4 separate regions of the Homo sapiens genome follow, and all the other regions are linked to region 1. A link is a loop called in an ENCODE intact Hi-C map of the cell type or tissue named here. Cell type or tissue: Caco-2. All regions are shown on one strand. Region 1 overlaps TMEM164 (transmembrane protein 164). Region 2 has its middle 91 kb from the start of TMEM164. Region 3 overlaps TMEM164 (transmembrane protein 164). Region 4 overlaps TMEM164 (transmembrane protein 164).

The links. Peaks named below come from ENCODE experiments on the same cell type or tissue, not always from the same donor. Only the 100,000 strongest peaks of a DNase experiment are listed, where the experiment ranks them.
Region 2: it touches region 1 in a loop (5-fold over the local background); 3 of 110 quality-filtered maps call a loop at or near these places.
Region 3: it touches region 1 in a loop (7-fold over the local background); 3 of 110 quality-filtered maps call a loop at or near these places.
Region 4: it touches region 1 in a loop (2.4-fold over the local background); 9 of 110 quality-filtered maps call a loop at or near these places.

What each region holds. Positions count from the first base shown.
Region 1 is chrX:110,032,196-110,040,195 of GRCh38, forward strand. The region is part of intron 2 of TMEM164 (transmembrane protein 164); the gene reads left to right. Among named protein-coding and RNA genes, the nearest start is that of MIR652, 19 kb to the right of the region's middle. In Caco-2, no CTCF peak of the experiment used is centred here; a DNase peak (open chromatin) is centred at 4,326.
Region 2 is chrX:109,908,131-109,916,130 of GRCh38, forward strand. No RefSeq gene overlaps it. Among named protein-coding and RNA genes, the nearest start is that of TMEM164, 91 kb to the right of the region's middle. In Caco-2, a CTCF peak has its summit at 3,046 (motif pointing right); no DNase peak of the experiment used is centred here.
Region 3 is chrX:110,119,201-110,127,200 of GRCh38, forward strand. All of the region lies in intron 4 of TMEM164 (transmembrane protein 164), which reads left to right. Among named protein-coding and RNA genes, the nearest start is that of MIR3978, 41 kb to the left of the region's middle. In Caco-2, CTCF peaks have their summits at 4,508 and 6,463; a DNase peak (open chromatin) is centred at 4,361.
Region 4 is chrX:110,083,784-110,091,783 of GRCh38, forward strand. All of the region lies in intron 3 of TMEM164 (transmembrane protein 164), which reads left to right. Among named protein-coding and RNA genes, the nearest start is that of MIR3978, 5.7 kb to the left of the region's middle. In Caco-2, no CTCF peak of the experiment used is centred here; no DNase peak of the experiment used is centred here.

The sequences.
Region 1 (8,000 bases):
CTGATCTAGCTATGTTTATGTGTGTTGGGGTGATGGATGGACAAGAGGTATAGTTCAAATGAGATCATTTTTGTGAAATGGCTTTGTAAACTGTAACATGCCCTATAAATATGAGATTAGCTTTAATACTGGCCCTGACTCTCCAGTGTGGCTTTGTGTGTTTGTCTAAACACTTAGTTAATATCTGTCAGTGGTCCATTGCACAAGGAACTGACACAATGGTATCCTGTGCCTCTGTTGTTGTTGTTGTTGTTTTTTTTTGCAGTTCTAAAAGCTTAGTTAATTGCCTTCATTAGCTTAATATATACCACGTGAAAAGCATAGAAAAGCAGAACTCAAAACTCAGAGAATAAAGGACAGAACATAACTAACTACTGATGTGCACCTTAGTTACCTGATGCAGGGAATTGAAGCATATAAGCTTCATCTAGTACTACCTCAAATACAGTAAAGTGGATGACAGCACTCGATAAACTGTAAAGCTGAATAATAATGCCAAGGATTGTTGTCATCATGACTACTTAGATTGGCTGTCACCCAGTGACTTAGCTGTGATATGCTTCCAGGCAGTTCCTGAGAGGTCCTGCAAGCCCCTTTCCTGTACAGGTGCTAGAAAGTGCCATAGAAATACAGTCTCCTGATGACTGTAAAAGCCAGGCAGCTAAATTTAATAAGACATTTGTCAAGGAGATGGAAGATTATGGCCAATTTTGGTAGACAGATAGTTGCCGGCTAAAACAAAGCATGTATTGAACTGTTTTGGAGTAGGAAGAAGCATTGCTATGACAACAAATTACTTATATTTGATTTAGAAGAAGGAGAGCAGTGTAGCTTAATGGTTTAGAAAGCTCATGAGAACAATTGTTGGCACGGGTTTATGTTAAAATATAAAATGTTAAGTAGGATCTGTTAAATAATTGAGCACCTCAGTGCATTCTGTCTCTTCTCTCACTGTCTCTAACCAATAGAAGACAATATAAATAAATTCAAAGAAAAAAAAGCTAGCAGAATTACATGCAAATTGTTCCATTTTATAAGGTGCCCAAATGAAATTCACAGCCAAAATTTGCTGGAATGCAAAAAATGTCGTTTCTTTACAGGAAAAAAAGAACCCAGAGACCTATTCACTGTGTTTTCATGCCATCCAAACCTGATGATGGTAGTTTGGAGTTTCTCATTCTGTAGGTGATTAATCTTCTTTGTGATTGGTAGTATGTTTTATTTGAAAAGAAACTACACTTCAGACCATTTCTATCCTTTGGCTGTGTTCATGCCTGAGAGAATGAGTAAACAGTCATTTGTATGAACTGGTTATTTGTAGTTCCCCTGGGGAAGTAGGTATCAGGCAGGTAGCAAAGGCATCTAGCATCTGGAGGAAGCTTGTGGATATAGAGGCTTTCTCTTAGAAAGATAGCTCTTTCCTTTTCCTAAAGGTAAAACCAAACAGATGGCCCATATTCACTGGGGATAGGTCTCAGGGTCTTCTTCATCGGGTTCTGAGGGTGGGTAGATCTAAGGACTCCTTGAGGGCTCTTGAGGCAGAGAATCAGATACTTTCTAATCTCTCCTTTTTTGCTTTTCCCTGATCCCCACTTTTACCCAGTACCATCTTCCTGTTTTCCCCTTATACTTCCAGAACAGTACAGTAAAGTAGGAAACAGGGAAAAGCTTGGAAAATGGAGGACTGACTCCAAGAGGACAGGAATAACTACCCTCAGCTTTTAAACTGCCTCTGCAGGCAAAACTCACAAATTTGTATTCCCCCCCGCCCCACCGCCCACCCAACTTCTTTGGAGGGAAAAATTCCATTGGTCATTAATACTGGGAGGAGGCCATGTCATAGAGTTCATTCAGAGGCGGAAGACTGAAAATAATAAGCCAGATCTTAGGCTAACCTTCTCCTGTAACAGAGAAGTGACCCAGAATCACAGCTGTTTGATGAATAATAGAATTTGCCTGGCATATAGTTTAAATTTCACCTTCTTATGTGACTTGGTGTTCTGTGTTTTACTAGTTGGCATCATGTCAGATCATGTTCTACCCTCCTCGGAAACTTCTAGTGCTCTCAGTTACTTACAAAATAAAATCCAGAATTGGTGAGCTGTTCCTTAAGGCTCTTCATGATGTGGAAATAGACCTCTTAGAAAAAGGTTGCAAAAGCAATGCATACTCATTATAGAAAATTTGGAAACTAAAGAATTTGGCAAACTTTTTCTGTAAAGGGCCAGATAGTAAATGTTTTAGGCTTTGTGAACCATGCTGTGTCTGCCACAACTACTCAACTCTGCTATTGAAGCACAAAAGCAGCTACAGATAATGCCAGTATGTGAGTGAATGTGTGTGGCAGTGTTCTACTAAAACTATATACAAATCAGTCAGTGGGCCACGTTTGGTTCGCGGGTTATTGTTTGCTGAACACTGCTATAGAAAATAAAACTAGTTCAACCATTGTGGAAGTCAGTGTGGCGATTCCTCAGGGATCTAGAACTAGAAATACCATTTGACCCAGCCATCCCATTACTGGGTATATACCCAAAGGACTATAAATCATGCTGCTATAAAGACACATGCACACGTATGTTTATTGCGGCACTATTCACAATAGCAAAGACTTGGAACCAACCCAAATGTCCAACAATGATAGACTGGATTAAGAAAATGTGGCACATATACACCATGGAATACTATGTAGCCATAAAAAATGATGAGTTCATGTCCTTTGTAGGGACATGGATGAAATTGGAAATCATCATTCTCAGTAAACTATCGCAAGAACAAAAAACCAAACACCGCATATTCTCACTCATTGGTGGGAATTGAACAATGAGAACACATGAACACAGGAAGGGGAACATCACACTCTGGGGACTGTTGTGGGGTGGGGGGAGGGGGGAGGGATAGCATTAGTAGATATACCTAATGCTAAATGACGAGTTAATGGGTGCAGCACACCAGCATGGCACATGTATACATATGTAACTAACATGCACGTTGTGCACATGTACCCTAAAACTTAAAGTATAATAATAATAAAATAAAATTAAAAAAAGAAATGAAAAAAATAAATAAAAATCACTCATAGTCTTGCCACAAAAATGTTAACATTTTTGCTTATTCTCCTTCTTCTCTTCACATTATTTTACATGCTTGTGTCTATACTGTATATTGCCAATTTTATACCTGATTTTTTTCACTAAGCATCCTCATAAACGTTTCCTGTGTTATTTAAAACTTGTTGGCATAACTCTTAATGCCTATGTGGTACTCCATCCTGTATGTAACTGGATCATAATTTACCTAGCCATTTCCTTTTTTTTTTTTTAGGGGGGATGGATTCTTGCTCTGTCACCCAGGCTGGAGTGCAGTGGCACGATCTCAGCTCACTGCAACCTCTGCTTCCCAGGTTCAAGCAATTCTTGTGCCTCAGCCTCCCAAGTAGCTGGGACTACAGGCTACCATCACCGCGGCCAGCTAATTTTTGTATTTTTTAGTAGAGATGGGGTTTTACCATGTTGTCCAGGCTGGTCTCGAACTCCTGATCTCAAGTGATCCGCCCACTTCGGCCTCCCAATGTGCTCCTATTTTTTTTTTTTTGCAGTTATAAACTTTAAAAAGTTTACTCTTGTACAAATCTTTGTGTTTCACATTATTTTGTAGGTCACTTTCCTTGAAGTGGAGTTACCAGGACAGGGGTATGGATGTTTTTAAGGAGCTTAATATCTCTTTTTTTGTTGTTTTTTTTTAAAAAAGGTAGTGCTTATGTACATTCCTACTAGCAGTGGGGACAGAGAGAGCCTCTTCCAACTCATCCTCACCAACATCAGATATTGTCACTAAAGCAAAATCTTTTTTTTAAAGCAAATTTTAAAAAAATGGCATCTAAGTTAATGTGTAATTCTTTGTTAAGGTGATTGGAGAAAAAGTTTCAAATGATTGTTGAATGATGAATGGGATCACATAGTTCTTCTTTGGCTCAGTTTTTCATAAATGTACCTTGGGCCCTAACTTGCTTCTCCTTTTCCTCATGCAGTTACCCCCTTTCATCTTTCTGGCTCCTTCTGTTAAAATTCTACTTATTCTTTAGGGCTCAATCCTATCTGTATTCATGTACCTGTCTGTGGAGTCCTCCCTAGTTCCTCCTACTCGATATGATCTCTTGCCTTTGAATCCCTGTAGCACTGTGTACCTCTCTTGTGGTATTTATGTCTTTCTGCCCCTTTTTTTGGTTATCTCTGTACTGGCTTTATGCCTATGGCATGGACACTGGGTAATGTTATCTTTGCATTGACTCCCAGAGCCTAGTAGAGAGCTTAGTGTACAATGGGCTGATTAGCCTATCAGAGCTATGTTGAAAGGTGCCTAAGGTCTGCTGCAGATGACCTTTCAAAATATTCGATGTTGCAATTACCTGTGATGTTTACAGAACGGATTGGGATCACTGATAAGAGATGCTTTGCTGGTTACTTAAGATGGGCTGTATCTATAAGTCCTAGTCACTCTTTTTTGTGAAATTTGAATCATCAAATTTTCCAAGTAGTGATAAAAAACAATTTTAGCATATGTTAGGCTATTCTCTTGTGTATCTGGTAGAAGTTTATGTGATGATGGAAATGTTTTATATCTGCACTGTCTGATATGGTAGTCAGTGGCCACATGTGGCTATTGTGCACTGTATATGTGGTTACTGCAAATGAGGAACTGATTTTTTTTTTCATTTTACTAATTTTAAATACTTTAAATAGCCACATGTAGCTAGTGGTAACCATATGGGACAGTGCAGGATAATGTAGAATATTTAAAGTTATGGTCTCTTTTTTATGGCCAAAAGAAGCTGGGTATGTATAGTGACCCACAGTAACATTGACATTGTAGTTTTCTGGAATTTTGGAGAGGCAGTCTAGACCCTGGTAGAGCCGTAGAGAGAGAGAGAGAGAGGGGAAGCCATAAGTTTGGTTCAAAATGGAAACTGATTCCAGCGGGAGGTGTATGTTGTGAGAAAAGGGAGATGATGCCAGATTGGTAGGATAAAGGCAGAGTACAATAAGCTGGAATACCTAGAGGAGACATATGGACATGATACGATTGGTGATAGGGAACCATTAAAGATTCATGAAAAGAGGAGTGATAGATGAGTGTGGTGTTGCAAGGTCACCTTTGCCAGGCGTATGAAGCTGCTGGGAAAGGATGTGAGTTATTGGCCCCTCCTTCAGTGGATAGGGTTGGGCAGTAGTGATTCACAAACTCCATCAAAACCCAGCCACATCAGAAAACACAAATGATTTATTTTTGCATTAGCTTCCAGTTATTGTGTGCCTTCCTGTGGTTCAGATATACACCACCATATATTGTGGAGGGCTTGTAGCTGGGGGGCTGTGGAGAATGGCCGCCTATGTGACAGGAGGCAGGCCAGTCACCTCTGCTTAGCCACAGGCAAAATTGCCATCTGTGACCCTGGTACCTTGAAAGGTGTGTCTTGAATGGCTCTTTGACTCTTCAGAAACAATCTGGGAGCCCATTCATTCTGTTCTCACTTGCCTGCTTCCTTTAAGGGCCGATAGCAAATTTCTAATTTTACTGTTAGGAGAATATTTTCAATCTCATTTTTTAACCTTTAAATTAAGTTGAACCTTTCAATTAAGTTGAATTAATATTTCTTCCCACTACCTACTCCTTACTGCCCTCACTCCGTCCTTTATTAGATTGCTTATATTTCCATAACTGCATCGTGACCTTAGCACATGGACTTAATCATTAACTATCGTATTCCTAAAGAACAGCCTTTGGACTCATTTTTTTTTTTTTTTTTTTTTTTTGAGACGGAGTCTCGCTCTGTCGCCCAGGCTGGAGTGCAGTGGCAGGATCTCGGCTCACTGCAAGCTCCGCCTCCCGGGTTCACGCCATTCTCCTGCCTCAGCCTCCCAAGTAGCTGGGACTACAGGCGCCCGCCACTACGCCCGGCTAATTTTTTGTATTTTTAGTAGAGAACGGGGTTTCACCGTTTTAGCCGGGATGGTCTCGATCTCCTGACCTCGTGATCCGCCCGCCTCGGCCTCCCAAAGTGCTGGGATTACAGGCGTGAGCCACCGCGCCCGGCCTGGACTCATTTTTAAGAAAAAGAAAAACACTATTAAAGGGATTCTCTCTCTTCTCACACTCTCCCACATGCCCAGCTAACCCAGCCACCCTCATTCTCTACCCTACCTGTACTCCCACCCTCCATGCCCACTTTGGCTCAGGGAGATGGTCCAGCTGAGGAACAGCCTCCCTTTTGGGAAAACATGCTCCATTTAAATCATACGTAGTAAGTCTTCAGAAACCCTGACCCTGGAGGGGCTTTGGGACACAACTGACAATTAAATCTCCTGGTGTCAGGAGATCTTGCAACTGAGAACTGAGTGCCCCTTCCACCTCACTCATAATTGACAGGGGCCAGTGCCTTGTGTGGGCCTCACCTCACCTGGCATCACCACTCCTCACCCAACCTTACCTCACCTTACCCCACCTTACCCCACCATACCTCACCTCACCTTCTCTCCTGCTCTTGAGAGACAACTAGGTAACTGTGAGTAGCACTTCTCCCTTGGCATAGTGAAGCAGCTTCCTCACTGATGCTCAATTCAAGGAAAGAGAAAAGTTCTTGTCTTGAGTTACCATGGGGCGGGGGGGAAGGGGAATTTTTTTTAAAAAACTACTTTGAGCTTCACACTTAAGATTTTTACAAAAATCAATTATATTTGGTTTCTCTTTTGATCATGAAGGTGGTATAGTTTAAGGGTTGAGGCATGGATACTACTGGAATCAGACACTAGTGGACTAGAATTTTGGTTCTATCACTTGCTAGCTGTTTGAACTTGGGGAAGTTTCTTAATTTCTTTGAACCTCAGTTTACTTGTCTGTAAAATGGGGATAATAATGCTTGCCTTGCATGGTTGTTGTAAAGATTAGAGAGTGTCTGTACAGCATGATTCCTGGGACCCAGTAAGGACTCAATAAAAGGTAGTTGTTATTATTAAAGCAGGTCATTTATGTTTGTAACAACCACAGGGTTAAGCTCATTGTCCCAATATCCTTTTATCTCATCCCTCAGCATGCTTGCTTTTGCCTTCCTGAAGCTGAAGATATTTATCCTCAGGGCAAGAGACATTGGGTGTGAGGGATTTAAGGAGACAGATTTTCTTGACAGAGGGATTCTTAGGTCAAGATGAGTAAGGAAAACTCGAGAGCTGGATGAGTAAGGAAAACTCGAGAGCGGCCTTTGCCAAGGAAATCTAAAGCAATTGCCACCCTGTTGGAGAGGTTTCTGTCCTGTCTGAAGGTAGGAATGGGGGATAGATGGATGAATGGATGACAGCCTTCTGCTAGCCTTTTGAAGAGTACATTCCCAGGAAAATAGCCTCTACTTTCTGCAGTGTGGGAGTGAGGGCGGGGGATGGATATTGTTTTTGAGTGAAGGAAACCTTGTGTTCCATACTTAAGCATCATGTTCCCCCACCCTGGGATGCTCTGTTGGCCTGATTTAAGGAAAGCTTTCCAGTTGATCTTTTAATCTTCAGAAATAACACCAGAAATCAGTTATGCCATCACTTTCCTTATAAAACTAACTAGCTTTCATTTAGCAGATTTTGTTCTAGGGATTCAGTGTGTCTGGATATTGAATTTTTGTACTGCCGGGGCAAGGTTTTCTGAGAGTGGTATGTTTGATGTGTGTGGATAAGGGGTTGGGGGTGGCTCAGAGGGTGAGGGTGTGGAGCATTGTCTTCAAAATCCCTGAGCAAGGCTGAGGGTGTTTCCATGTCTACTGCCCTAATGAGGATTCTAGCGAATAGGGGCAGTGCTGGCTCATTCATAGATATTAAAATAAAATGTTAAGTGGGCTTCCTTCTAAGAGTCAACTCTAAGGCATTCTCTCCAAATTTACTTGTCTCTGTTGCTATCTCTTTTGTTAGAATGAGAAGATACTCTTGAAAAACTGTTTATGATACAAATCTATATGTTAAATC
Region 2 (8,000 bases), 120 kb before region 1:
TTTCCTTGCAGAGATCTTTCGACTCCTTGGTTAGGTATATTCCTAAATATTTTATTATTTTGCAGCTATTGTAAAAGGTGTTGAATTCTTAATTTGATTCTCTGGTCACTGTTGGTGTATAGGAGAGCTACTGATTTGTGTACATTAATCTTGTATTCATGTTGAAATTTAACTGCTAATGTAACGGTATTGGGAGGTAAGACCTTTAAGAGGTAATTGAGTCATGAAGGCTCTGCCCTCATGAACGGATCAATGCTGTTATCATGAGAATGGGTTAGTCATCATGTGAGCAGACTCCTGATAAAAAGATAAGTTTTGTCTCAATTTTCTTGCTCACCATATGATGTATTCTGCCATGGGATAACCCTTGCCAAATGCTGGTGCAGTGCTCTTGGACTCCCCAGTCTCCAGAGCTGTGAGCCAAATGCACTGTTCTTTATAAATTACCCAGTCTGTGGTATTCTGTTTAAAGCACAGAAAATAGACTAAGACATACATTGTAAGTGCCTAGTAAATGTGAACTAATGTTCTTATCCCTTGTCTGACATTGGCCTTGAATAATGCAAGCCCCTTCTCATCAGTTCCCTAATTTGTGAGAATGAAAACAGGAGCCTTCATGGTTGTTTATAAGTTATAAATTCTCATTCTAGGGAAAGCGCTCATTAATATTCTTACCACTATTTCTTATAGACAGCACCAGAGGCTGAGATTTATTTAATATGAACAATTTAAAATAATTTCTGTAAGCGCACACACAGCTAGCTTTCAATTACTCACTCTAATGGAGAAGATCAGAGTCATAGGTAATCTAAAACTGTGCCAAATCCAAAGTCATCTCTGTTTGGCTTGGAAATGAACTGGATACACTTTTTTTTTTTTTTTTTTTTTTGCAGCATATTTACCTTTTGGATTTTTTTGTGCTTGGCCAATAATAAAATAAATTTACATTATCTAAGCACACTAGCTGACAGCACGTGAAAGTGCACAGAAATACTCCTGGGGAAAAAGAGAAGCTAAGATCATGATACTAAGTTTGCTGCAATGAAGAAGGGATTTACCATACATTTTTATTAGTGATTCTCAGAGTTTAGAAGAGATTTTTTAAAATTGTATGGGGAACTTGTTAAAAATGCACATTCGCAGCTCCAACCATTTTATAGGTGAGAAAACTGAGGTTCAGATAGGGGAACTGACCTGCTCCATGTTGTAAAGTTGAGGGCACAATGGGAAGTAGGACCTAAGTCTCCACAGCTCCTCATATAATGTACTAGGCAGCGATAATAATGGAGTCCTCTGAGGAAGAGAATAGAGAGAGAAGGCCATGTAGAAGGCAGAATAATGAAACTTGGGGATATTTTCACATTTGGTAGGGTGAGAGAAGGAAAAGAAGACAGCAAGAATGAGAAAGTGAATGAAGTTAATTTCTTTGAACTTGGCTGATCTCTCAGAAACTTCTAACCCAGTAGTTCTCAAACTACTATGCACCCAGGTCAATTTGAGCACCTGTTGAAAATATGGATCCCCAGACAATCTGATTTAATAGGTCTGAATTAGAGCTTAAGTTTGTGTTCTTTTTTCTTTAAGTCAGCACCCCATGTGATTCAGAATTAAGTAAATGGAAAATCACATCTTGAAAAATATTTGTCTAACCTTCTAAGATCTTGAAGTTTACGTCAAAATGTTTTAAGGAAATACCAAGATCTTTGAAAACGTGGGATTTCCCCTGTTGAATTACTTGGGACCAGGGATGAACTTTGACAGCCCAAAAGCTGCTGTGAGTGAGCACTCTGTCTGAGTAGTGAAAGCATGGCATGCTGCTTGAGGATGCAGGCTTTAGCACTACACTGGTCTGTGTTCAAATCCTGTTTCTGACACTTACTAGCTAAGTCATCTCTGTCAAATTCTTTGCTTCTGTGTGCCTCAGTTTCCTCATCTGCAAAGTGGGAATAATAATAGTATCTGCCTAGTAGAATTGTTTTGAGGGCGGTCTGTAAAAGTGTTTAATTTAGCAATCACTCAAACACAGCTTAGATTATTACTTTTTTCTTTTTCAGCGTTGCTTGCATGGTGGATCTTTTGCTCAGGATAAATCATCTGAAGACTCTAAGGCAGTTACAGTGACCAACTTTACCTGTTTGCCCAGGACCGAGAGGTTTCCCAGGATGCATGATTTTGGTGCAAAAAGACAGGCCCAAGCAAACCAGGATGGTTGGTCACTCTGAAGGCAGACCTCTCTGAAGCCCTTCAAGTACTTATTTGCATACATAATATTTTTTACTGGTAAACAGTAGTTATCAGCTGCTCTGCTAATTCAACAAGGAATAATTGCTGAAGGTTATCTGATACTATACATCTAGTAGCTACTCCAACTAAAATTTCTAACTTGAGCAGCTTGCAGAGAAGTGCATGGGAGTGATGCACACTTCTGGGATTCCCGAAATTCCCTATATCTGGATTGTGCTCAGCTGTACTGTATATATTTCTTAACTAGGTGATAGATTTCTTTTTGTAAATATGTGGTTGTCTATTAATAGGATCACAATAGTCTCAGAATTCTATTTGGTGGCTCAATAAATGTAAGCTGAATGAATAAATGACTATCAATTGAAATGTCTTCACTTGGGTGTTTGGGAGACTTGATTTATGAAATTGAGAGGTACAGTTTGAAAACCATCTCAGACAGCAATTTCCTCCCTTGCACAGCACTAATTCTCTCTTAATGTGGCTTCCCAGAATAAAGGCATGACACAAGACAGGCACTTACCTTGTCTTGGTGAAAAGGCTCTTGAGATGCCTGTGAAGAGGATTTTCAGAGTTTCTAAATTTGGCCCTGAAGTCATCTGAGATGCGTATACATTCACATATACATATACATATACATCTGTCAAAAACAGAGCAATGCCAGGATAAAGTCACATATCTCACCCAGCTATGTCCCAGATGGGACATGACCTTTGTTGTATACACTCTTTTGTGGACTAGTGCTTTGTACATGTTAGGGTGATGAGGTTAAGGGTTTAAAAGGCCTTTCTTTTTAAAGATCCATTGTGTTTTCTCAGGCTGGAAAAATTGTCATCCTCCATTCGCCACTAGATGGCCCATCATTCAAAAAAATTCCTTGTTTTCTAAAAAAAAATTTAGGGAACAAGGTTCCCATAATGATTTGAGTATTCCCATCATGATTTTTCAGCCATATCATAGCAAATCACCATATATTCTTTCAGTATTTACTTTAAATTGGCTACTTTCTAACTTAAATATGCCTATTTTAGAAGTAAACTGGAAGGTGAACAGGAAAAAAGAGAGAAAGTTATACATAGATGAAAAATTCAATGGCCCTGGAGAGAAAGAGCTGCCTCAAGGATGAATAGGAAGGGGAACTGGGCCTGGAGTTGGTGATTCAGGACTCAAGGGGCCAAGATCAATAGTAGGCAGAAAGATAAAGGGGGCGGGTGAGAAAGAAGGACTCTCAAAACTGACACGGAAAAGCTGGGCCAGAGGTAGGAAGAGGGAGGCATGGAACCTGGGGGATAGAGAGCGGAGCTGAAACAAATATAGAAATGTTGGCACAAAATGTTTGTGTAAGAGAAGGCTACAACTGAGTCGGGCATACCAGAAGCTGAAAGAAAGGTGAAGCCTAGCAGTATAGTTTGAAGTCAGGTAGCGTGATGCCTCCAGCTTTGTTCTTTTGGCTTAGGAATGACTTGGCAATGCAGGCTCTTTCTTGGTTCCATATGAACTTTAAAGAAGTTTTTTCCAATTCTGTGAAGAAACTCATTGGTAGCTTGATGGGGATGGCATTGAATCTATAAATTACCTTGGGGAGTATGGCCATTTTCACAATATTGATTCTTCTTATCCATGAGCATGGAATGTTCTTCCATTTGTTTGTATCCTCTTTTATTTCCTTGAGCAGTGGTTTGTAGTTCTCCTTGAAGAGGTCCTTCACATCCCTTGTAAGCTGGATTCCTAGGTATTTTATTCTCTTTGAAGCAATTGTGAATGGGAGTTCACTCATGATTTGGCTCTCTGTTTGTCTGTTATTGGTGTATAAGAAAGCTTGTAATTTTTGCACATTGTTTTTGTATCCTGAGACTTTGCTGAAGTTGCTTATCAGCTTATGGAGATTTTGGGTTGAGATGATGGGGTTTTCTAGATATACAATCATGTCATCTGCAAACAGGGACAATTTGACTTCCTCTTTTCCTAATTGAATGCCCTTTATTTCCTTCTCCTGCCTGATTGCCCTGGCCAGAACTTCCAACACTATGTTGAATAGGAGTGGTGAGAGAGGGCATCCCTGTCTTGTGCCAGTTTTCAAAGGGAATGCTTCCAGTTTTTGCCCATTCAGTATGATATTGGCTGTGGGTTTGTCATAAACAGCTCTTATTATTTTGAGATACGTCCCATCAATACCTAATTTATTGAGAGTTTTTAGCATGAAGGGCTGTTGAATTTTGTCAAAGGCCCAAAACAGCATGGTACTGGTACCAAAACAGAGATACAGATCAATGGAACAGAACAGAGCCCTCAGAAATAACACCACACATCTAAAACTATCTGATTTTTGACAAACCTGGCAAAAACAAGAAATGGGGAAATGATTCCCTATTTAATAAATGGTGCTGGGAAAACTGGCTAGCCATATGAAGAAAGCTGAAACTGGATCCCTTCCTTACACCTTATACAAAAATTAATTCAAGATGGATTAAGGACTTAAATGTTAGACCTAAAACCATAAAAACCCTAGAAGAAAACCTAGGCAATACCATTCAGGACATAGGCATGGGCAAGGACTTCATGTCTACAACACCAAAAGCAATGGCAACAAAAGCCAAAATTGACAAATGGGATCTAATTAAACTAAAGAGCTTCTGCACAGCAAAAGAAACTACCATCACAGTGAACAGGCAACCTACAGAATGGGAGAAAATTTTTACAATCTACCCATCTGACAAAGGGCTAATATCCAGAATCTACAAAGAACTCAAACAAATTTACAAGAAAAAAAAAACAACCCCATTAACAAGTGGGCGAAGGACATGAACAGACACTTCTCAAAAGAAGACATTTATGCAGCCAACAGACACATGAAAAATGCTCATCATCACTGGCCATCAGAGAAATGCAAATCAAAACCACAATGAGATACCATCTCACACCAGTTAGAATGGCGATCATTAAAAAGTCAGGAAACAACAGGTGCTGGAGAGGATGTGGAGAAATAGGAACACTTTTACACTGTTGGTGGGACTGTAAACTAGTTCAACCATTGTGGAAGACAGTGTGGCGATTCCTCAGGGATCTAGAACTAGAAGTACCATTTGACCCAGCCATCCCATTACTGGGTATATATCCAAAGGACTATAAATCATGCTGCTATAAAGACACATGCACACGTATGTTTATTGTGGCACTATTCACAATAGCAAAGACTTGGAACCAAGCCAAATGTCAAACAATGATAGACTGGATTAAGAAAATGTGGCACATATACACCATGGAATACTATGCAGCCATAAAAAATGATGAGTTAATGTCCTTTGCAGGGACATGGATGAAGCTGGAAACCATCATTCTCAGCAAACTATCGCAAGGACCAAAAACCAAACACCGCATGTTCTCACTCATAGGTGGGAATTGAACAATGAGAACACTTGGACACAGGAAGGGGAACATCACACACCAGGGACTGTTGTGGGGTGTGAAGAGGGGGGAGGGATAGCATTAGGAGATATACCTAAAGTAAATGACGAGTTAATGGGTGCAGCACACCAACATGGCACATGTATACATACGTAACAAACCTGCACGTTGTGCATATGTACCCTAGAACTTAAAGTATAATAAAAAATATATATGTATATATATGTATGTGTGTATATATATATATATATACACATATATATATATAAAAGGTGAAGCCTAAGGAAGAGATGTGGGGTTGGGGCCTGAGGAGATGAAGAGGATAAAGAGGTATATCAGACGCTCTTCGTTGCAATGTTTCCATTTCCCCTCCACTTCTTTCCTTTGGGGAACATTAAGCAACACCGTTTAGTAACCAAGCCCGAAATTGCGGCCCAATAGACCACAGACCTAGAATGCCTTACCTACAAACCTTGTTGCCATGTGTGTTTTGGAATTCAGAATTGTTTGGATTTCAGAAAGGTGACACAAGCATACACTAGACATTAGATAACATACCTAGTGAGGCCTGGGGCAAAACCCCATAAGCAAACACATTAACATTTCTGCAGTGAAATGTATGATTTATTATACTTAGTGGGCTAGATGAAGACTATGAAATAGTTCAGGTTTGGTTTTGTCGCCAAAAGCATTTTGATGCCAAACTAATAAAAAACAAACAGCCTTTGATTTTCAGAGCCTTTTGAACTGTGCGTACTGTTTATGTCTTATTTTTGAATCTGGGTCATGGGCACATAGCTGTTTGTCGTATTACTGTTCATACCTTTTGTAGGTGTGAAATATGATTTTTTAAAACCTTTGAATTGCCTAGGCTCATGTCTGTTCTAAGAGGGAGCATGACACAATACTACATTCATAGAAGGCTTACTAAACACTTGTGGAATTGAACTAACTGGATCTAGCCCTCCTACATGTATTCTTTGTTAACTTGGCCTTAGAGAAAGCAACAGATGCTCTTCTAATTAGGGAGGTTAGTCTGGTTACAAATATAAATAAGAGTTAAGCTGGAACAAAGGCTATGCCTAGGAAAAATGCCTTCATTCCTTTATTCATTAACTCGACAAATATTGAGGACTACTGTGAACTTAGCACCGTGCTAAAAGTTGAAAAGCCATAGGAGGTATCATATAAACAAAGTTCTATCTCTTCCATTGAGAAATTGAAAGTCTGGTGGAGAAGATGAGCTGCTCTCGCCTACCTGTGATTTAATGGGCAGAATGCCACAGGATAGGCATGGTGTGCCATGAAAGCTCCAAGCAGATGTGCTCTCTGCCCAGCATATGGATACTGATGCATGCCTGGAGAGTTTAATAGAGGAGCTGAGATTACAGCAGTTTCCACACTGTTACCATCTAAAATGGCAATCTGCTCTCATTGCTCCCTAGCCTATGGGGGATTGGGTCGTCATTAAATTAGATTTCTGAGGTTTTTCTGTATCCAAGAAGGAGGACAATGCAAGGCCACATTTGGCGCCATCTAGTGCTTAATGAGTGCCATCTTGGATGGCCCCCAAAAGCAAAGAGTCAAGGGCTCCAGCGTGATATTTTAAAAGTTTCTCTGACCTGGCCGGGCGCGGTGGCTCACGCCTGTAATCCCGGCACTTTGGGAGGCCGAGGCGGGTGGATCACGAGGTCAGGAGATCCAGCCCATCCTGGCTAACACGGTGAAACCCCGTCTCTACTAAAAATATAAAAAATTAGCTGGGCGTGGTGGCGGGCGCCTGTAGTCGCAGCTACTCGGGAGGCTGAGGCGGGAGAATGGCGTGAACCCGGGAGGTGGAGGTTGCAGTGAGCCGAGATCGCGCCACTGCACTCCAGCCTGGGCGACAGAGCGAGACTCCGCCTCAAAAAAAACCAAAAAAGTTTCTCTGACCTGAAACCCCCTGCTCCAAACACTCCTGCCCCAATAACTTACTTCATCAAAAAGAAGGGCTTTTCCTGGAGTCCAGAGATAGCTGAAGCTGAGCATCTTGGTTTACCTCTTCCTTGATCTGGCCTATTTCAGCTCAGCCTGGGGCTATACCGTGATGTGGGTAACTAGATTCTTCATCCATAAAATGGGGATAATTAAACAAATTGACATACATAAAGTAGTTAAAACAATACTTGGCACATAGTAAGCACTGTTAACGGTGTGCCCACCTAACTATTAGGTTAATGTCAGGATTAAGCAGTCAAGCAGTACCCCAGTTCCAATGAAGTCCACCAAGGAATCTGCATCTCAAAAAGTTGACTCTGTGGGGGTCAAAGCTTCTGTTTGGGAAGAGGAGCTGGTACTCAACACCAAGGCCTATA
Region 3 (8,000 bases), 87 kb after region 1:
ATTTTTCTGGACACTGAAAAAAAAGGTGGCGGCTTTGTGCCTTTTGTCTTTATACATTTATGTATCATTTCTTTACAGAAGTGATATATGTTCAAAACAGAAAAAAATGGAGGCCAGGTGCAGTGGCTCCCACCTGTAATCCCAGCACTTTGGGAGGGCAAGGCAGGAGGATCACTTAAGCACAGGAGTTTGACACAAGCCTGGGCAACATAGCGAGACCCCATTTCTTAAAGAAAGTAAGGAAGGGAGGGGAGGGGAGGGAAAAATAGAATAAAACAAATCATTGAGCAGTAACAACTATTAACATTGTTTGTTACATATTCTGGAAGTCTTTTTGTCTCTTTATAGATGTTAAGAGTTTATAGTGTAGTGGTCAAAAGTACCAATCCTTGAACCAGCTGGTCCATGGTTTTATGGCTGGCTCTTCTACCTGCAGCTGTGTGACCTTGGGTAAGATACCTAACCTTGCTGACCTAATTTTCTTATCTGTAAAATGGTGCTTGGTTGAACGGAGATGATGTGTGGTAAGCACTTAGCCCAGGGCCTGGCGCATAGGAGATAACCAATAAATGTCAGATGCTGTTGTTTTTACTACTATTACTACTATTATCCTAAACACTGAGGAGGTGCATGCCCTTGTTGATGTTAGTCTTTAGAGCTTTGACCCCAACTCCCTGAGCTTTTCAGTGGCGGTAATGTGAAGGGGGCTTTGTTTCTGCATTAGCCTTGCTGAGTGAGATTAAAATTCCCAGGCAGGCTTTCCTATCCACATTGACCAACACTGCCTTTGTTTTTCACATTTGTTTCAGTGACAGCCTGTTTGATTAGGGAACTGGCCAATCTGCTTTTCTCCCTCCTGACAGGTGAATTGGGCCCACTCCTTTTTGGGTTTTCAAATAAAATGTCCAGACCTTTTAGGTTTGTCAGTAGGCCCAAGCCCTTCAGCCCATTTAGGGAGTGGCAGCAGTGAGTGCCAGGCAGCAGCCTGTTTGCCTCCAGAGCTTACTAGTTTGCCTTGGCCCTTGTTTGCCTTGGCCCTGTCTTCCTAAAATCACATTAGAAGGAACAGCGTCTGGCAGTCTTACCCAATGTCTTCTGTCTCCACCTTGAGCCACTACTTCAAGCAGTGTTTCTTTATGCAATAGAAGCCTTATCTAGTGAGTGCTTCCACTCCTTAGTCTGTGGATCAGTGGTTCTCAACGCTGGCTGCACAATTAGTATCCCCAGAGCCACTTTCAATACACACTCATTTAAAAATTTTACATCATTTTATTTTTGGCACCTAATAATTGCACATATTTTGGAGGTACATTGTGATATTTAGATACAGACAGTGTGCGAAGATCAAATCAATCTTGTTAGCATATCTGTCACCTCAAGCATTTATCATTTCTTTGTGTTGGGAACATTCAAATCCTCTCTTCTAGCTATTGGAAAATATACAATACATTATTGTTAACTATAGCCACCCTACATGGCTATAGGACATTATAACTTATTCCTTCGATCTAGCTATAATTTTGTATCTGTTAACCAACCTCCCTATCTCCACCCTCCCCAGCCTCTAGTAACCACCATTCTACTTTCCCTTTCTATGACATTAACTTTGTTAGCTCCCACATATAAGTGAGAACATGTGGTAGTTATCTTTCTGCACATACTCATTTTTTAAAAGCACTCCAGGCAATTCCAATGTGTGCAACCAGGGCAGCTCTGCTGTACACCTTGTTCTAGTTCTGCCCTGCCACTGGCTGGGGCTTGGGGCTTTGAAGGATTTAATTTCACCATATTAAGTATCAGTTTCCACATTTTTCAAATGGGATTTGTAAAATTTACCCTCTCTACCTTTCAGACAAGTTATAAAGAAAAGATACCAAAAGATAACAATGAAAAGATAACAAAGAGCTTTGGAAAGTTAAAAGCACTACACAAATGAGCACTTGCCTTGTTCTCTCTTTGACTTCAGTCACAATTTTTTGTAAAGGGGGTTTAATTGACATATAATTTACAAATGAAAAGTTTATCCTTTTCAAATATACAATTCAGTGGTTTTTAATATATTCACAGAGTTGTTCAATTAGCACCACAGTCTAATTTTAGAACACTTTCATCACCCCGAAAAGAAATTGCATAAACATTAGCATCATCCCCATTCCTTCTTTCCTTGTTCTGGACCCAGGAAACCACTAATCTACTTTCTGTCTGTATGGATTTGCCTATTCTGGACATTTCATGTAAATGTAACCATATAATATGGCATTTTGTGACTGACTTCTTTCACTCAGCAGAATGTTTTCAGGGTTCATCCATGTTGTTGCATGTATCAGTACTTCATTCCTTTTTACGGCTGAATAATATTCCTTTGTATTATATATCACATTTTGTTTAGCCATTTGTCGGTTAGTGTACATTTGGGTTGGTTCTACCTTTTGGCTATTGTTAATATGCTGCTATGAACATTTGTATAAAGCTATCTGTTTGTCTGCTTTGGAGTATGTACCTAGAAGTAGAATTGCTGGGTCAAATGATAACTCAGTGTTTAAACTTTAGAGTAACTGCCAGACTATTTTCCAAAGTGGCTATACCATTTTATATGTCCACCAGCAATGTATGAGCATTCCAAGTTCTCAACATCCTCACTACCACTTGTTATTGTGTCTTTTTTATTATAGCCATTCTAGAGGGTGTGATGTCGTAGAGGTTGAGTATCCGTTATCCAAAATGCTTAGAACTCGAAGTGTTTCAGATTTTGGAATGCTGCACTTTGTACTTACCAGTTGAGCATCCCTAGTCTGAAAATCTGAAGTGCTTGAATGAGCATTCTTTTGAGCATCTCTTTAATACTCAAATTTGACCCAGCCATCCCGTTACTGGGTATATACCCAAAGGACTCTAAATCATGCTGCTATAAAGACACATGCACATGTATGTTTATTGCGGCACTATTCACAATAGCAAAGACTTGGAACCAACCCAAATGTCCAACAATGATAGACTGGATTAAGAAAATGTGGCACATATACACCATGGAATACTATGCAGCCATAAAAAATGATGAGTTCATGTCCTTTGTAGGGACATGGATGAAGCTGGAAATCATCATTCTCAGTAAACTATCGCAAGAACAAAAAACCAAACACCGCATATTCTCACTCATAGGTGGGAATTGAACAATGAGAACACATGGACACAGGAAGGGGAACATCACACTCTGGGGACTGTTGTGGGGTTGGGGGAGGGGGGAGGGATAGCTTTAGGAGATATACCTAATGCTAAATGACGAGTTAATGGGTGCAGCACACCAGCATGGCACATGTATACATATGTAACCTGCACATTGTGCACATGTACCCTAAAACTTAAAGTATAATAATAATAAAATAAAATAAAATAAAAAAATAAAATATCTGATAAAAAAAGTTTCATATTCAGGAACATTTCAGATTTCGGATTTTTGAATGCTATTTCTCTGATAACTAATGATGTTGAACACTTTTTCATGTACTTACTAGCTATTTGTATGTCTTTTTGGAGAAATATCTTTTCAGATCCTTTCCCAAATTTTAATTGGGTTGTTTTCATTGTTCAGTTATAATTGTTCTTTCTGGATATTAAACCCTTATCTGATATATAATTTGAAGCATTTTCTCCCATTCTGTGGGTTGTCATTGCATTTGCTTGATTGTATCCTTTGAGGCACAAAATATTTTAATTTTGATAAAGTCTAATTTCTCTATTTTTGATTTGGCTGCTTGTGCTTTTGGTATCACATCTAAGAAACTGTTGTCTAGTCCAAGATCATGAAGATATATGACTGTTTTCTTCTAAGAGTTTCATAGTGTTGGCTCTTACATTTAGGTCTATGATCCATTTTGAGTTAATCTTTATGTGTAGTGTGAGGAAGGGGTCCAAATTCATTTTTTTCATGTGGATATCCAGTTGTCCCAGCACCATTTGTTGAAAAGACTCTTCTATCCATCCCCATTGAAATATCTTGGTATCCTTTCTAAAAATCAATGAAAAATAAATGTGAAGGTTTATTTTTAGACCCTCAGTTCTATCTCATTTCTCTATATGTCTATCCATATGCCAGCACCACACTGTCTTGATTGCTGTAGCTTTGTAGAAAGCTTTGAAACTGAGTGTGCATTGTAACAAGATCTTCTGGGGATTAGTGTGTGTGTGTGTGAATGTTGAAAAGGGCTGGAAAGCAAAGTTGAAAGAAAGCAAAATGAGCAATATAGTGTTCAGATGATAAGGCCCAGGGGGATTGACTAGCCTGAGGCCACATAGCCAGTGATTGGCAGATCTTGGTTCAGCACTCAGGTCTTCTGACTTCCACATCAGTGCTCTTTCCACCTCCCCTGTTGCATAAGTACTGAATGAGATGCCTTTGGTTAATGGACACTCTGAGCAAGAGACTTCAGGGTTATTTAAGCAACTGAACTTTGCTCAATCGCCTCATCTGTACAACAGAAATATTACCTCTATCACTGGCTGGGCCTGGTGGCTCACGCCTATAACTGCAACACTTTGGGAGGCTCAGGAGGAAGGATCACTTGAGCCGAAGTGTTGAGACCAGCCTGGGCAACAAAGTGAGACCCTGTCTGTACAAAAAATAAAATAATTAGCCAGCCATGGTGGCATGTGCCTGTAGTCCCAGCTAGTCAGAAGGCCGATGTGGGAGGGTCACTTGAGCCCAGGAATTTGAGACCAGACTGGCCAACATAGTGAGACCGGTCTCTACCAAAATTTTTTTTAAAAAATTAGCCAGGCGTGGCGGTATGTGTCTGTAGTCTCACCTACTTGGGAGGCTGAGGCAGGAGGATCACTTGAGCCTAACAGTTCAAGGTTACCATGAGCCATGATCATGCCATACACTCCAGCGTGGGTGACAGAGTGAGAACCTGTAATAACAAATGGAAGGAAGGAAGGAAGGAAGGAAGGAAGGAAGGAAGGAAGGAAGGAAGGAAGGAAGGCAGGAAGGCAGGCAGGCAGGCAGGCAGGCAGGAAGGCAGGAAGGCAGGCTGGCTGGACGGAAAGAGGGAAGCAGGGAGGGAGGGAGAAAGGTACATCATAGTTATTATGAGGATTCAATGAAATAATCCTTTGTTGGGTGCCAACTGGCAAGATGAATTCAGTTTTCCATTGCATAAAAAGAATCGGGGGGTAGGCAGAGCTCCTCCTGAGGCCCATCTCTTACCTCAACAGGTGGCCTGCCAACCTCCCCTTAGGTCCCACACGCCTAGGACCTTGAGTGGAGTGAACTGAGACTTTAGGGCAAACTGAGGGTTTCTTTAGAAAGTCCAAGGAAAGAGTGATCACTTCTGGGTCCCGGTACTGCATGGGTGCCAGTTGAGGAAGCTTTGGTGGTAGGATCCGGCCAGAGGAGCTAACGCAGGAAAGGAGTTTGGGGTGGAAAAACTTCGTAAGCTAGGAGGTCCTATGATGTAGTGGATAAGAACAGGAGTGTATGTATATAATTTTATATTGTAGAAAATTGAAAGCATACACAAAAGTAGAAAAAATGTTCCCTAATGCATCTGTCACCCAGTTTCAATGATTGTCACCACATAGCCCATCTTTTTCTTTTTAACAATACACCTCACTCCACCACAAATCCATTCCACCCCCAACACAAACACCTATCCCTGGATTATTTGGAAGAAAATCTCATGTAATTTTAACTGTAAGTATTTCATTATGCATGTCTGAAATGTAAGGACACAGTAAAAAATAAACATTACAATACCATTATCATACCTATAATAACTAGCAATAATTCCTTAAAATCATCAAAGATACCTAGTCAGCAGAGCCCAGGCTTTTAATCTAGCCAAATCACTGTTCCAGTCTTCCTTCTACAGCATCAATAGCCTGTCTCAGAGCCTGTTTTACATTGTAAAATGAGGACGGTCATAACAATTCCTGAATCTTTAATAAGGTAATGCATGTAAAGTGCTTACCACAATGCCTGATACAAAGTAGTAAATGCTCAATAAAGGTTAGCTAAGATTATTTATTAATAATAATAGGAAATATTTGAGTTGCTATTAAGGTGCTTTTGAGAATGGCTTTGACTTAGAATCAAGAGGCAGATTTGGAGCCCAGCGAAATGATTGTTGCGGGGAGGAATAACGACAAAAACAAAACAAAAAAACTTTCAAAGTGGCTGAAAAGAGAGCACCGGTATGAACTGGGAAGTGGAGCTGCAGATGATGGCGTCCTGGTAATTTTCCTCCACTGTATGTAGTTTTTTCCCCCTGCAGTTCCCCTGGAGGAGAGAGGAGAACTGGCTCGGGTGGGGGTTGCAAATACTAGAAAGTATTCTGGGCAAGAAGGGGCACTGCAATCAAAGGGCTGGGGGCCCCCAGAGTCCTGGCTCAGGAGATGAAGTCTCAGGTTCCCTGGGCTCATGGGCCTAAAGCCCCACCTTGTGGGGAATGGTCTGAGTGACTCTGTTTCTGTGCACGGAGTTTGGAGGCATGAGGCAGGCTCACTACATCGTGTTAGAAACATTCCCATTGTTCAGGAATGGTCTTGCTCTCTGCTGCCAGTTCCAGGCATCAGCTGAAAGCTTTTTAATAAAAATGGAACTCAAAGGAGACGTGATAAGGTACCTGATTTTAACCTGAAGTGAGAGAACACCAGATGTTTCATTCTGTCTGAGGGTTTGAGAGGCAAAGCAATTAGCAGCTGCTACTGATTTAGCAACAGACACCTGCTAAATGAAAATCTGTAAAACCGGCCAGGCTTGGCAGCAGAAGCGCATACACTGCTTCTCAGGCATTTCTGGGAATTGTAAATTATGTTGGCTCAAATGGCAGGGCGGGGGGCTTCCAGTGAAGCTGAACATGCTCATCTAGACCAGGAGTGTGTTTTTCTAAGATGGCAATAACTTAGAAATGGCTATTTGGTTGGTGGATGGAGAGGACGAGATGAGAACGAATCTTCCAGAAGCTGCCTGGTTCGTCTCTGCTGCTGGCCCAGCTCACAGGTGCCCTCTGGGAGTCATCCTATAGCTGCCCTCTGGGGACAGATAGGGCTGACAGAAGGACGAGGGAATCCTGCCACCCCTCTCCTCCTGATCCAGAGCACATCTCTCCCTGCCACCAAAGGCAGTAAGTCTCAAAGCAGGAGGAACACCCACCTCTGGACTCACAGCATCTCCTGCTCTGGGACAGTTACAGACTGTTGGCTTTAGCAGTGATTTGGAGAGTTTGTGCTTGCTTTGGCTGGGAAAGAGACTTATCCATAGCCTACTGCCTTTCAGGATTCTTTTCTAAGGGGATATCAATGCCTGCTCTCCACGTCTATTTTCTCGAGGCCCACAGTGGAGCACAAACAATGGAAACATAGGAATCCATGCAGAGGGCTTTAGCGATCTCCTGGGACACTGCTTCTGTCCTGTCTTTTAGCCCTTATAGTTTATAGTTTAGATTTTACATGTGTTTCCTATCTTTTCAACCTTTTCTAATAAGAATTCCTTACATGTGGATGGGACTTGGCAACCAGCAAATCTCACCTTAGTGTAGTTGTTGAGGATGGGTTCAGGGATTTTCTAGAAAATAAATCTATTTTCTAGGTTTATTTCCTGGCTGGGCCACTCCTGTGTGTGTGTGTGTGTGTGTGTGTGTGTGTGTGTGTGTGTGTGTGTGTGTGTGGTGTTGGTGGGAAGAACATAAGGTTCTTCATGGAGTGGGTGTTCAATATATGACTGATTGAAGAGAAGGTCAATTTGTAGGTCAACTAGGTGGTGCTGAAAGAATTGAGCAACTCCCATTTGTGCCTTATGCCACATGCACTGTACATAACTGTGTCTTGGTCTCCAAACTAGGCCAGAGGTCAACTGTAACTTGGGCCAAAGGTGCCTTCTGTTTCCAGTTTTGAGCAAGGGAATGGCAGCTCTCCATATGGAGCAGGGACCAGGGGGTGCTGTTGGCAGATGCATGGTGAGAGCTGTCCTGAGGAAGTACCATCCAGAGTCTCGTCCTAGCAAG
Region 4 (8,000 bases), 52 kb after region 1:
GATATTTATTATATTTTCAAACTAGTTATTACTGGTAGGTAGGAAAATTTTTGATTTTGTGTGTCTATGCTTAATTCTTATTTCTAATAGTTTTTCAGTTGCTTCTCTTGGATTATTTTTGAAATTAATCACACCAGCTCCCATATGATAACTTTATTTCCTTTTAAAGAACAAAACTGCTGTTTTGCTTTCAAACCTGATTGTATTGGCTAGATCTTTTGGGATAATGTTAAATAATAGCAGTACTAGCAGGAGTCCTTGTCTTGCTTCTGATTTTAATGGAAATGTTTCTAGTGATTCACTTAATAGAAATGTTTCTAATGGTTCATATTAGTTGGCTCTGATGTTGTCTGTTGGTTTAAGTTAGATGTTTTTTATAATATTAGGGAATTACCTTATTCTTAAATTATCAAGTCCTCACAAAAATCAAGAATAGTTGGCCAGGTGTGGTGGCTCACGCCTGTAATCCCAGCACTTCAGGAGGCTGAGGCAGAAGGATCACTTGACATCAGGAGTTTGAGACCAGCTTGGCCAACATGGTGAAATCCCATCTCTACTAAAAATACTATATATATATAGTATAGTATATATATAGTGTATATATATATAGTATAGTATATATATATAGTGTATATATATATAGTATAGTATATATATATAGTATATATATATATAGTATAGTATATATATATATAGAGAGAGAGAGAGAGAGAGAGACATGGTGGTGCATGCCTGTAATCCCAGCTACTCGAGAGGCTGTGGGAGGAGAATCGCTTGAACCCAGGAGGTGGAGGTTGCAGTGAGCCGAGATTGTGCCACTGCACTCAGCCTGGTTGACAAAGTCAGATCTGTCTCCAAAAATAAAGAATAGTTGTTGAGTTTAGCTGATGTTTTCTAGGAATCTATTAAGAGGTTCATTTGTGTTTTCTACTTTGATCTCCCCATTTGGTATATTATATTATAGATTTCCTAATATCAATCTTTGTTAGCTTTCTAAGATAAATTTTCCTTTTCCTTTGCATGCTTGGGAGAGCCTCAGATTTGGCTTCCATACTATTAATTTGATTGATTTTGCTCTCTGCTGTCTCCAATGTGAAATTTATTTATTTTTGTTACAATGTTAATTTCTCTGTATTTCTTTCTAGCTCTGTTGAGCTACTTACCCTAGGTTGTCTTTCCTTCTCAATGTTTTATTCTAGTGGCTTTCTATACCTGTTTCATAGAGTCCATGTTTTCTTTCATTCTATTGAGGATGTAAACAGTTTTCTAAAATATTTCTTCTGGTTTATACACAAAATTAAGACGTTTTTGTTTCCTCTGAGTTGTCAGAGTGATATGCATTTTCCTTGTGCTGCCAGAGGTTTTCATATGAACTTTTTTTTTTTTTTTGGTAAAGCAACAGGGTCTTGCTCTGTTGCCCAGGCTGGAGTGCAGTGGCATGTTCATAGCTCATGGAATCCTCAAACTCCTGGGCTCAAGTGTTCCTCTCACCTCTGACTCCAAAATAGCTGGGACTACAGGAAAACACCACCATGCTTGGCTAATTAAAAAAAATATATATATATATATATTAAAACAGGGTTTTGCGGTGTTGCCCAGTCTTGAACTCCTGGCCTCAAGTGATACTCCCACCTTGGCTTCCCAGTGTTAGGAATAAAGGCATGAGCCACCATGCCTGGTCAGGTTTTTTGTATGGTTTATGAATATTCAAAAAAGGATCTGTCTTTCATCAAATACAGGGTATGTAGATTGCCTTTGACTATCCTCAAGCTCAGATTCTCTCTCATATTGGTTAGAACCCTTTTCAGCTCCATTGTTGGCAGGCAGGTTGATACACATAGCTTTTAACCTGTTTCACAGTGTCTGTCAGCTACTCATCTAGTGGGTTCTGCTGGACCCATATGGAATCGTCTACCCCTACTACAATGTTCTCAGATGCTCTGAACCAGATAAACTATGTGAAACAGTACAGCCTCCCACATGTGTTACTACCTGAGTGTTACTTGTGAGGGCTCCCACTCCTAGCACACAGTGTGCCAGTACCAATTCTGCCATTTCTGCCCTTTTGATTTTGGGGAATTAGAGTCTCCATGTGAATGTAGACCAGTTTTGAGAATTGCTGATTTCCTCTGCAAGTAGTAACCACGTAGTCCAAATGGATGTCCGGTTTGCCAGTTTCTAGATGAACTCTTGGCTTCTAAGCCATGAGGCTGACAGTTGTGGAAGGACTCAATGTTTCCTATCTTCTTTTAGGTTTCTGTGGGCTGCTGCATGAATTGGCCAGATTGTTTTTTCTCATTTCAGTATTAGGCTTATTGTTAATGGAGATTTCTCCCAGATCCTGGTAATAAGTTGGCCATCAGTTTAAGTTTTCAGTGTTTGGGGAATTTTATCTTTTTCTATATCTTGATAGGTATTTGAGTGGGAAATTGAGAGAGGCTATGTTAGTGATTGCTAGCCAAGTGCTATTTTAAAGTAGAAATCCAGTGTATATTTTAGATTAGAGCAGAGATTGGCAACCATTTCCTGTAAAGGGCCAGAGAGTAAATATTTTAGACTTTGCAAGCCATATGATCTCTGTGTTTTAACTATTTAACTGTTGTTGGAGCATGAAAGCATCACAGAAAAATGCAAACAAATTAGTGTGGTTGTGTTCAAATAAAACTTTATTTACATAAACAGGAGGACCAGATGAAAAAGTTCTGGAGATAGCTGGCAGTCATGGTTACACAACAGTGTGAATGTACTTAATGGCACTGAACTGTACACTTAAAAGCAGTTAAGTTGGAAAAAATTTTATATATATATGTATATATGTGTATATATGTATATATGTGTATATATGTATATATGTGTATATATATGTATATATATATGTGTGTGTGTATATATGTGTGTGTGTGTGTATATATATAAAATCATGCCAATAAAGAAGCCAAAACAGAAAAACCATATTTTGCTGACTCTGAGTTTAGAGGAATTAGATCTAGCATAGGCAGAGAGAGAGAGGAAGAAATTACATATGTACAGTAGGACAGTGACTCTGTTAATAAGCTAGAAGGCAGTGGGAGACATTTGAGTATTTAAGAGGAATACCATAATGGGGATGGTGAGATCTTGGAAAGCTACAATTCATCCTAGTGATGTCATCTTATGATCTTTACAGATGGAGATACACAAGAGTTCACATTCACATTCTTTGACATAAGGATCAGAGTAGGGCTTTTCTACTTCTCTAGAGGCTTGAGAAACCTCTGCAGCTGTCAGAAGTGTTCATATCAGAAACAAAAGCTAACCAGTCATTTCTTTTTGCTTGTAGTACAAATGGTGACTAGTGATGCTTCTGGTAGTTGATCTGAGCTCTTCCCAGGACTAGAAGATCCTAGCATTTTAGTTATTAACCACAGCACACTTACTCAATAAAAGAGCAGTCATCAGTCTGAGTCAACTGTTTATACAGCCTCCAGCCTAAGATTCTTCCTTATCAGCTAGAGACCTGGGCTTAAGAATTTCACAATGGGCTGGGAGCCTCTTAGAGAAACTAGCCTTTTGAGACTTTCTCTGAGTTGGGCTCTCTTGTTTGTTGTTGTTGTTTTTGAAACTGTCTCACTCTGTTGCCCAGGCTGGAGTGCAGTGGCGTGATCATGGCTCACTGTAGCCTCGACCTCTGAGTTGGGATATCTTGAAGGAATACATGAAGGAAAAGGGAACAGAGATTAAGGTTTTCCAGGCTTTGGGTTGTAATCAGACAGTTTAGCTGTATTCTGAACACCCAGCACTTAATGTGCTTGGTTATCCATGTGTATGTATCAAGGGTGGGGGAACTCATGGAGTGAGTCACTGAGTGGTATGGTTTAAATGGCAGGAAACTCTTCCCTCACCCCGCCTTGGGTAAGAAAAGGGCATAGCAGAGCGCTGACACACATCCCTCTGCTCCAGAAAGTGTACAGTACCCCTCTGCTCCCCACTGAAACCCTAAAGTTGTTCATCTTCATGTGTGCCAGGAAAGGAGTGGATCTGTGATGCAAATAGGATTATTTGGTCATATCTGCTGACTCAGTCTAAAGAAGCTTTTGAAGGGGATGAGATGAAATTTCATCTATGCTGCAGAGAGCAGGAGGTGCATTGCTGGATGGAGAGAGGACTGTAGGCTGCATGTGAGCCAAGGTAGACGAGGGAAGCATGGGGGTGGGCATGAGGAACTGGGGCAGCCTGACACGTGATCTTGGCATTGCAAAACTGATATCCTGTTGGCCTTTGGGCCACATGATATGATGACAGTGCAGTATCCCCATGGCCCTTTCTTTTTCTAGATTTCATTTATGATACTCTCAGATTTTTAAATAGCATGACTTTCCCCAGGGAGAAATTCAGACCTCAGGTCTCTAGGACTGCTCTGAGGTCATGAGATAGACTCAGTTTGAACCTGTTGAGTTTAAATGTCTTGGAATGATTTTAGCATCTCAGTACCCCCTTTCCCAGTGCTCATCTGGTCAGCTGCTCTGGAACCTGAGGGATTCTAAACTGAGACTTAGTTTGGGGTCATATGCAGTTAAAAAGGGACAGTCTTTTGGCACCTTCACCTCGGAGGTGGCTGCTTTTTGGCTTAGCGTTGGACTCATCACTGAAAAAGATAGTTGAGAGGTTGTTTTTGACCTGAGCAGCCTTATTAAGACTCAGTTATTGGCAAAGGAGAGAAGGCTCTGCTTATAAATGTTGCAGATTTAAAGGGGAAAGAGGAAACCACAGTAAGTAAAGAGCGATTCAGGGAGACCAGTTTCTCTTTTTTATTCAGAATGCTGCTCAGGTATCTGCTTTCCTAGGAGCCACCTTATTGTCAGGTTCTGCCTTCGGTTTATGTGTATTCTTCCCTTAATTCTTAGAAGAGGGAAGATGCTTTGGGGTTGTTCACAGGTTCCCATTCGACATAAAATAGAAGCTGCCTACCTTTACATATACTCAGTTTTATCTTCTCCAAGTCTCCCAGAAGTTCTCTTTGAAAGTTCCTAGAGCAGGGACTGCTTTTATTTTTTTTCCTTCTCCTAGGCTTTAAGCATGTATTTAGATGTATGTCACCATTGGGTAAAAGAAAGGCTAAAGATTCAGATAACTTTTCCCATCTGTGGAAACATGGAAAGCAGTACTCAGCAGAGGAATGAGGACTGATTATTTTGGGCCTCTTTTTACTTTATCCAAGTGAAGAATCTACTGTGCTATATATTTGTCAAAAGCAATTCCAAAGGGCAGGGGTTGGGGGAAAGCAGTACGGCATAATAAGATTTGGGCAAGTTAGATAGGAGCTGTGCAGTTGGTAATGAAGAAGCAGAACTGTTTCTTTCTCATTATAAAAGTAATCCATGCTAATTGTAAGGAAAAGAAATAAAATATTATAGAAAGCAATAAAGAATACAATAATAATAACTGATAATTCCTGTTAATATGTTGGTATAATTTCTTCTTAGTTTTCTGTAGGTATAGATTTCGGCTCACTGCAACCTCTGCCACCCAGGTTCAAGCGATTCTCCTGCCTCAGCTTCCCGAGTAGCTGAGATTACAGGCACTGCCACCACACCCGGCTAATTTTTGTATTTTTAGTAGAGACAGGGTTTCACCATATTGGTCAGGCTGGTCTTGAACTCCTGACCTCATGATCCACCCACCTCAGCCTCCCAAAGTGCTGGGATTACAGGCGTGAGCCACCATTTTTAGAAACAAAATAAAGATCATTCTACATATGATACTTTGTAATATTTAAAATATAACGGGATTGTTTACCCATCTAATTAAGTATTCTTAACATGATTTCTGATGGCTACATAGTATTCCATTGTTTGGATGAACATAATATAATGTATTTAAACACTGTTCTGTTCAATTCAGCATTTGATTTATCGGGTAGACATGTTTTGAAGGGATCTTGAATAGTACAGTGGAATTAGAGTTATAGTTGCGGTTCTGCTTAATTCTTAGCTCTGTGATCCTGAGCATAGATTAAAGTCTTAGCTTCCATTTCCTCATTTGTAAAAGAATGCTATTAATAGTAATGACCCTCCTGAGTAAAAATGGTTAGATGACATGACCCATGTAAATTTCTTAGCATGAAATCTAACATATACCAGGAACTCAATAATTGTTAGTAGTAGCGTATAGCATTATCCTTGTCTTGACACTTTGTCATCTGTGTACTCACTGTTAGAATTTGGGTCTCAAGGAAAGAAAATTGCTTTCATTTAGATAAGTAAAATTTCAGAATGAAAATTGCCTTTAGATAGGTAGCCTCTTTTACCAGTTGAGTACCTTCCAGATAGGGGCATTTGCCAACTTCCTGAATTTCACAGGGAAAAAAAAAATTCTGCAGTCTCTGTGGTTGTGCGGCCCCATTTGGTTCAGAACAAGGAAGTGGGAAACCACCAGCTGCAACCAGGGAATTATCTTTGTGTCCGCAGGCAAAGCCAGCCAAGCCCCCCTGTTCTACTTATCTTTTTTTTTTTCTTTACTTGCTTGTTTTTTATGTTCTTTTAGTCTGAATTTTTTTTTTTTTGAGCAGAGTCTTGCTCTGTTGCCCAGGCTAGAGTGTAGTGGCACAATCTCGGCTCACTGCAACCTCTACCTCCTGGGTTCCAGCGATTCTCCTACCTCGGCCTCCTGAGTAGCTGGGACTTCAGGCACATGCCACCACACTCGGCTAATTTTTTGTATTTATTTATTTTTTTAGTAGAGGTGGGGTTTCACCATATTAACCAGGATGGTCTTGATCTCCTGACTTTGTGATCCGCCTGTCTCAGCCTCTCAAAATGCTGGGATTACAGGCGTGAGCCACTGCACCTGGCCTGGAAATTTTTAAACATACGGAAAAGTGAATAGCGCAGTACATAGAATACTTGTATAGCTTCTGCTTAGTCTCAGCAGTTGTCCTACTTTCTTTATTTTTATTTTTTATTATACTTTAAGTTCTAGGGTACATGTGCACAACATGCAGGTTTGTTACATATGTATACATGTGCCATGTTGGTGTGCTGCACCCATTAACTTGTCATTTACATTAGGTATATCTCCTAATGCTATCCCTCCCCCAGCCCCCCACCCCATGACAGGCCCGGCGTGTGATGTTCCCCTTCCTGTGTCCAAGTGTTCTCATTGTTCAATTCCCACCTATGAATGAGAACATGCAGTATTTGGTTTTCTGTCCTTGCGATAGTTTGTGGAGAATGATGGTTTCCAGCTTCATCCATGTCCCTACAAAGGACATGAACTCATCCTTTTTTATGGCTGCATAGTATTCCATGGTGTATATGTGCCACATTTTCTTAATCCAGTCTATCATTGATGGACATTTGGGTTGGTTCCAAGTCTTTGCTATTGTGAATAGTGCCACAATAAACATACATGTGCATGTGTCTTTATAGCAGCATGATTTATAATCCTTTGGGTATACACCCAGTAATGGGATGACTGGCTCAAATGGTATTTCTAGTTCTATATCCTTGAGGAATCGCCACACAGTCTTCCGCAATGGTTGAACTAGTTTACAGTCCCAACAACAGTGTAAAAGTGTTCCTATTTCTCCACATCCTCTCCAGCACCTGTTGTTTCCTGACTTTTTAATGATCGCCATTCTAACTGGTGTGAGATGGTATCTCACTGTGGTTTTGATTTGCATTTCTCTGATGGCCAGGGATGATGAGCATTTTTTCATGTGTCTTTTGGCTACATAAATGTCTTCTTTTGGGAAGTGTCTGTTCATATCCTTTGCCCACTTTTTGATGGGGCTGTTTGATTTTTTCTTGTAAATTTGTTTAAGTTCTTTGTAGATTCTGCATATTAGCCCTTTGTCAGATGGGTAGATTGTAAAAATTTTCTCCCATTGTGTAGGTTGCCTGTTCATTCTGATGTTGGTTTCTTTTGCTGTGCAGAAACTCTTTAGTTTAATTAGATCCCATTTGTCAATTTTGTCTTTTGTTGCCATTGCTTTTGGTGTTTCAGTCATGAAGTCTTTGCCC